Linked DNA regions of Homo sapiens: region 1 is linked to region 2. A link is a loop called in an ENCODE intact Hi-C map of the cell type or tissue named here. Cell type or tissue: K562. All regions are shown on one strand. Links, peaks and the distances in the headings refer to the core of each region. The heading gives the core; the rest is flanking DNA. Region 1 has its middle 65 kb from the start of PAGE1. Region 2 has its middle 7.0 kb from the start of CLCN5.

What was found. A loop is a pair of places that touch in the nucleus more often than their neighbours do. Peaks named below come from ENCODE experiments on the same cell type or tissue, not always from the same donor. Only the 100,000 strongest peaks of a DNase experiment are listed, where the experiment ranks them.
Region 1: it touches region 2 in a loop (4-fold over the local background); 3 of 110 quality-filtered maps call a loop at or near these places.

The regions. Positions count from the first base shown.
Region 1 is chrX:49,759,981-49,762,903 of GRCh38, reverse strand. No RefSeq gene overlaps it. Among named protein-coding and RNA genes, the nearest start is that of PAGE1, 65 kb to the right of the region's middle. In K562, for the core only: a CTCF peak has its summit at 1,215; no DNase peak of the experiment used is centred there.
Region 2 is chrX:49,914,165-49,917,087 of GRCh38, reverse strand. No RefSeq gene overlaps it. Among named protein-coding and RNA genes, the nearest start is that of CLCN5, 7.0 kb to the left of the region's middle. In K562, for the core only: a CTCF peak has its summit at 1,265 (motif pointing left); a DNase peak (open chromatin) is centred at 1,287.

The DNA.
Region 1 (2,923 bases), core at 277-2,776, 150 kb after region 2:
GGCTCGATGGAGCTGTGATTAAAAGCCCCAAACTTTTATCAGAAAAAGATAATAAATTTTAGCCACTGGTGAAAATTGAAAGGATCATGTTCTGAGCTGCAACGTTGTTGATTTCATAATATTTCCCATCCCTCTGGAAACTCCAGAAAACTAAGTTACTATTCCCCCTTCCACCGAAAGTAAGAAAAATCAGAACCACTGAGATGAAACATCACACCACCCAGTTGGGAAGGTAACCTCAGGAAGTTTCTCCAGAATTCAGTACAAACATTTCAGATTTAATACTTTGCTAATGGGACATTATTGTGTTTCACACAATGAGTGGTGTAATGATGAATTACAGCTGCGGGACTGACTGCCCTCTGCTCAAACCCTTTCAGAAGGAGTACTGTGGGGCCTCCTTCTGGTCACAATGTAGGATATTGGAATTCATTCCTAGAGTTTGAGGACACCTGTTGAGACAGAGAGAAAGAGAGAGAGAGAGACAGAGAGAGGAGGAGAGAGAAAGAGAGAGAAGGAAAGAGAGAGAAACAGAGAGACAGAAGGAGAGAGAAAAACAGGAGAGAGAGAAAGAAAAAGAAAGAAAGGAAAAGAAAGAAAGAAAAGAAATGGAAAGAAAGAAGAGAAAGAGGAATGGAGGCAGACACCTTCCATCTGCAGTGCCCCAAGCGCTTATCATTGGTTTGGACACAGAGCAAGCATAAGTGTTTATTAAGACTTGGCCACTGAGGGCAGAGAGAAGTGAACTGGAGATGGGAATGGAGGGCAAGATGCAGGAGGTGCAGCAGGGCAAAGAAAATTAACTTCTCCCTTTCTTAAATTTAGCCCCAAGAGGGCTCCACTAACTTAAACCTATTTCAGTCTTATGAGAAATTTCTATTTCATTCTAATCATGACAGACCACTATACAAACTCAAATTGAGGGACTGCCTACAAAACACCTGACCACTAAAATGTCAAGGTCATGGAAAACAAGAAAAGACCGAGGAGCTGTCACAGACTGGAGACATGATGTGACTAAGATGATAAATACCATGGGGAATCCTGAATGGATCCTGGAAAAACTGATGAAATCTGAATAACTTTTATAGTTTGGTTAATAATATTGTATCAAGATTAATGCGTCACATTTGATAAATATTTTCTGGTTATATAAGATAAGGTTTCCTTCTAGACCCTCTCTTTCCTGTCAGCTTCTACATTCCTCTGAGAGCTCAACAGTGACTCTTAGAGGCCTCTAGCCGCAATAACAGCAAATCAGTTCAGCAATCTGAAAGAATGAGCCATTTGGACCTGCATTTTCCAAATTATTGAAACAAACTCTTTTGGCAGGCACTATTTTTAGAAAAGTAGTATTCATTTCTCTGCCATCTTATAAAGAGCATGGAAATCACCACTTAATTCTTCATTGTCCATACCTATTAGTATAAACATCTGCTTTTGGGCCAAGTGCAATGTCTCACACCTGCAATCCCAGCACTTTGGGAGGCTGAGGTGGAGGATCACTTAAGACCAGAAGTTCATCCTCAGATGCCCATCCAGAGAAGGGGAGCTGGTGCTATTCAATGGGCTCCAGATGGAAATGTGCCTGAGCTGCAGACTTCAGGGGAATACTTGAATAAGTTCAGTGAATTTTTGTCCTTCTCTTCATAGAAAGCTTGACTTGCTTTGTCATGTTTCCACGTGTAACCAAAGCCAGATGAAGAAATACAGACACTCTACCATACAAACTCTGTAACCTACACATCCAAATTGAGTAAAACCAAAGACTGCAGCTGGGGCCGCCAAGAAGCTGCAGGAAGAAGTAAGCAAGCAGGACCTCAGCAGGCAAATTTACTGGGGTCAGGAGCACAGGCTTGAGATAGGGCATCCCCAGCCCCCACCCCACTAAAAGACACCAGGTCCAGGAGATCTTAGGGCTATGCTTCTCAGCACCACGTGGTTGGCTCAACTCCTTTGCCCTGGCTGCAATGCCACCACATTACTGGCCCACATCCATGTGACGCTAAGGCAGAAAGATGGAATGTAAAGGGTATGGGATTTGGATACAGACAGACCTGGATTTGCGTTTTAACTCTTCCATGTATGCGCTGCTGCGCTTTATGCAAGTTACTGAACAGCTCTGTGCCTCGGTCTCCTCATTAACATGAAGATGATAGTGCTACTCTGCCACAGGGTTATTGTGAGGATTAAAGATAAGGCACACAAAGCTCTCAATAACAGTGCGTAGGACATAGTAGTCATGGCAACCAATAAATGGTAGCTGTTTTTCTCTGTTCTGTGTGAAAAAAGCTGGACACAAAAGGTCACATATTGTATGATTTCATTTATATGAAATGTCCAGAACAGATAAATCCATAGAGACAGAAAGTAGATTAGTGGTTGCCAAGGGCTGAGTGGAGGGTGACTGCTAATGGATACAGAGTTTCTTTTAGGGGTGATGAAAATGTTCTAAAATTAGACAGTGGTGATGGCTGTGCAACATAGTGGACATACAAAAATCACTGAATTGTACAAAGTATACAGTTGTAAATTTTATGGCGATGTGTATTATTTCTTAATCAAATAATAATTAAAATGATTAACAAGGTAAGTTTTATGGTATGTGAATTACGTCTTAACTAGAATTTTTAAATGACCTATACTTGTTTGTGAATATGAATAGAAATAAATATTTCTAAAATGTGGATAATAGTAGTACCTGACTCATAGGGTTTTTGTGAAAATGAGTTGATTTTTAAAAAATATTTAGACTAATGCTGACACACTATAAAAGCTCAATAAATGTCAGTTATAATTATTACTGTTATTGTCATTGTCATGGTCATCATCATTTTCATCACAGGGAGCATAGTTTAATAGTCAAGATCAATGGGGTTTGAGTTAAACAGACCTGGTTTAAAATCTGATTTCATACTTGGCA
Region 2 (2,923 bases), core at 139-2,638:
AGTGAGCCGAGATCACACCACTGCACTCCAGCCTGGGCAGTAGAGTGAGACTCTGTCTCAAAAAAAAAAAAATCCCATGTCAGGCTGCCCTCCATGTGAGAGAAGTCCAAGTCTAGCTAGAGTTGCTACTATTCTATGGCAGCAGATATGAGGGTTTGTTTAGGGAATGTTTTTGAGGATTTGAAGATCTTTCACTTGTAAGTTCCTCAGCTCTGTATAGACTTCTGTTCCATAGAGGAGTTAAAGCACAGTGGAATAGTGGTAGTGGCGTCTCTGAACCACTCTGCTACCTGTTCACCAACTAGCCTGCAAGCTCCTTGATGGCAGGCCCATGTCCTATATTTTACTTTATATTCCTTACAGCAGTGCTTTTCAAACTATTCATAGGAAAAACTCATTTTCCCTAAAATATATCGTGTATCAATACTTTTATAAAATACAATACCAATAAATTACTAGAAAAATGAAATAAAAACAAAAACACAAAATACAAGTGCAACTCTTTCATGATTATATTCAACAGACATAAAATTACTCTGACAAATTGTTAAGGTTTTGGAACACTTTCTTTCCATTTTATCCCATTCGATTCAAACCAACAACAAACAGTTTGTGGACCAGCAGTGGGCCATGGACCACACTTTGAATAATACCACCTGACAGGACTACCGCAGCACCCAGCTCATTGTAGGAATTCGATAAATCTTGGGTTTAATACAGCATTCCTATAGAATGTTTTCTACTTTGTGTTTTCACATCTATTTCCCTCTGCTATCCTCACACCACTTCCAGAGTTAAGTGGAGCAGATTTTGTCATTCCCATTTGGCAGAAGAGGAAGTTGAGTCACGCGGATTAAACGATTTCCCTGATCTGAAACAGCTACTTTATGTCAGAACCCCAAATTCGCCTCCGACTCTTACTGCATCTTGTGGCAGTGGCACTAAGAAAGCCTCCCAGTCAAAGAGTCCCACCAATTAGAGTAAAACCTGCCTTAGGTTTTCCAAATAATAGCAAGTTGCCTGCCTGGTGCAATAGAAAGAGTAGAGACTCAAATCTGGGCTTGAGCCAGTTTTACCTGTAATCCTGTCTCCTTATCTTTAAAGGAGATAATAGCAAATTCTCCCAAAGCTGCACTAAGAACTATATGGTGAATTAAATAGCCAGGCACGTAGTTCAGAAAGAATGATTGATATTAATTTTAGGCTCAGTTTAGAAGCCCTGCCTTGAAGAGTTTGCTCCTTAATCCTCATCACATGGAATGTGCGCCATCTACTGGTAGAGCAGGGAACATGGCTCTAGGAAGAGGCTTTGCTCTCCGTAGGAATCATGCCCTTTATTTCTTTTTTTGCATTGGCTGCTAGAAAGCTTGGAGCCAAATATTTGGTATTCCCCACCCCCGGCAAGTGAACAGGATTTTACAGATTGCATTTTATATTAAACTCACCTCTAGTTTCATTTTATTTTTCCTATCTGAAACCCTCCCGTGGCTCCCAAGCCATGGCTCAAGCAAGAGCAAAAGTCAAAGTCCTTACCTTAAGACTTCCATGTACACAGCTATGCATGATCGGGCCCCCTGTTAGTTCTCTGACCTCATCACCAACTACTCTCTTCCTTGCTCATACTGTTCCATTTTATTTTTTTCTTGACCAGATTATCTCATTTTTAAATCCATTTTGTAGTCACTTTGAATACCCTTTAGATTATGTAGAATAGTGATTTACTAAACTGGATAAAGTTTGACAAGAATATATTCTATTTTTTGTTATTGTTGATCTGTTATCCTGGCAACCTCTGTAATCTAACAATAGATACAAGAGTAGATAAGTTAACTCTAAAATATAATGCAGATAAAATAATTAAAATTTAAAATAAATCTTTATGACTCCAAGCCTATGTAGATTTAAGTGGCCACTGCCAATAGTACTGGGACACCATAACCTGAGTTAAGTGATATATGCATTTATTTATGTGCTGAACACTTACTGTGTGCCATTCACTGTTCCAGGTACAGAAAACTCTGTATCTTGGCCTGGGTTTCTTGGGGTTTATTCTGCTAGGGGTTTGGTCAGTTATTGAATCTGTAAGTTGTCTTTTCTCAAATTTTGGAAAATTTTTGTCATGATTTCTTCAAATACATTTTCAGCACCACACTTTTTTCTTCTCTCCTGCTGGGTCTCCTGTAACATGAATGCTATATCTGTTGTTATAGTTCCACAGGCTCTGTTCATCTTTTTTTTTTTTTTCCCAGTCTATTTCTGTCTGTTGTTCAAACTAGGTTATTTCTACTGTCTTATCATCTAGTTCTATCATTGTTTCCTCCATATTCTCCATTCTGCTGTTGAGCCCATCCAATGAGTTTTCAAAGTTTAGTTATTGTATTTTTTGGTTATAAACTTTCCGATTGGTTCTCCTTTATATCACTTCTTTGCTGAAATTTTCTATTTTTTCACTCATTTTTCTATTTATTTCACTCATCATTCTATTTTTTCACTCAAGTCTGGTCATAATTGCTCTTTGAAGCGTTCTTATGTTGGATGCTTTAAAATCCTTGTAATATAATCCCAACATCTGTGTCACATAGGTTTTGATGGCTGTTGATTTTTTTAAATTTGAGATTCTTCTGGTTCTTGTTATGACAAGTGATTTTTGTTTGTATCCTGGACATATTAGGTGTTATGCAATGAGACTCTGGATCTTATTTAAATCTTCTGTTTTAACTGGCCTTCTCAGATACCCTGCCAGGAAGGGGACCATCATGTTATTTCCAGTTGGAGATGGAAGACCATGTATTTACCATGGGACAGGAGAGGCACCTCATTCCTATTGGGAAAGGGTGAAAATCCAAACTCTCCATTAGGCCTCCACTGATAGCACTCAAGCACTGTGCCATTCCTCAGGTTCCAAGGTCCCTGGTTGGTCTGC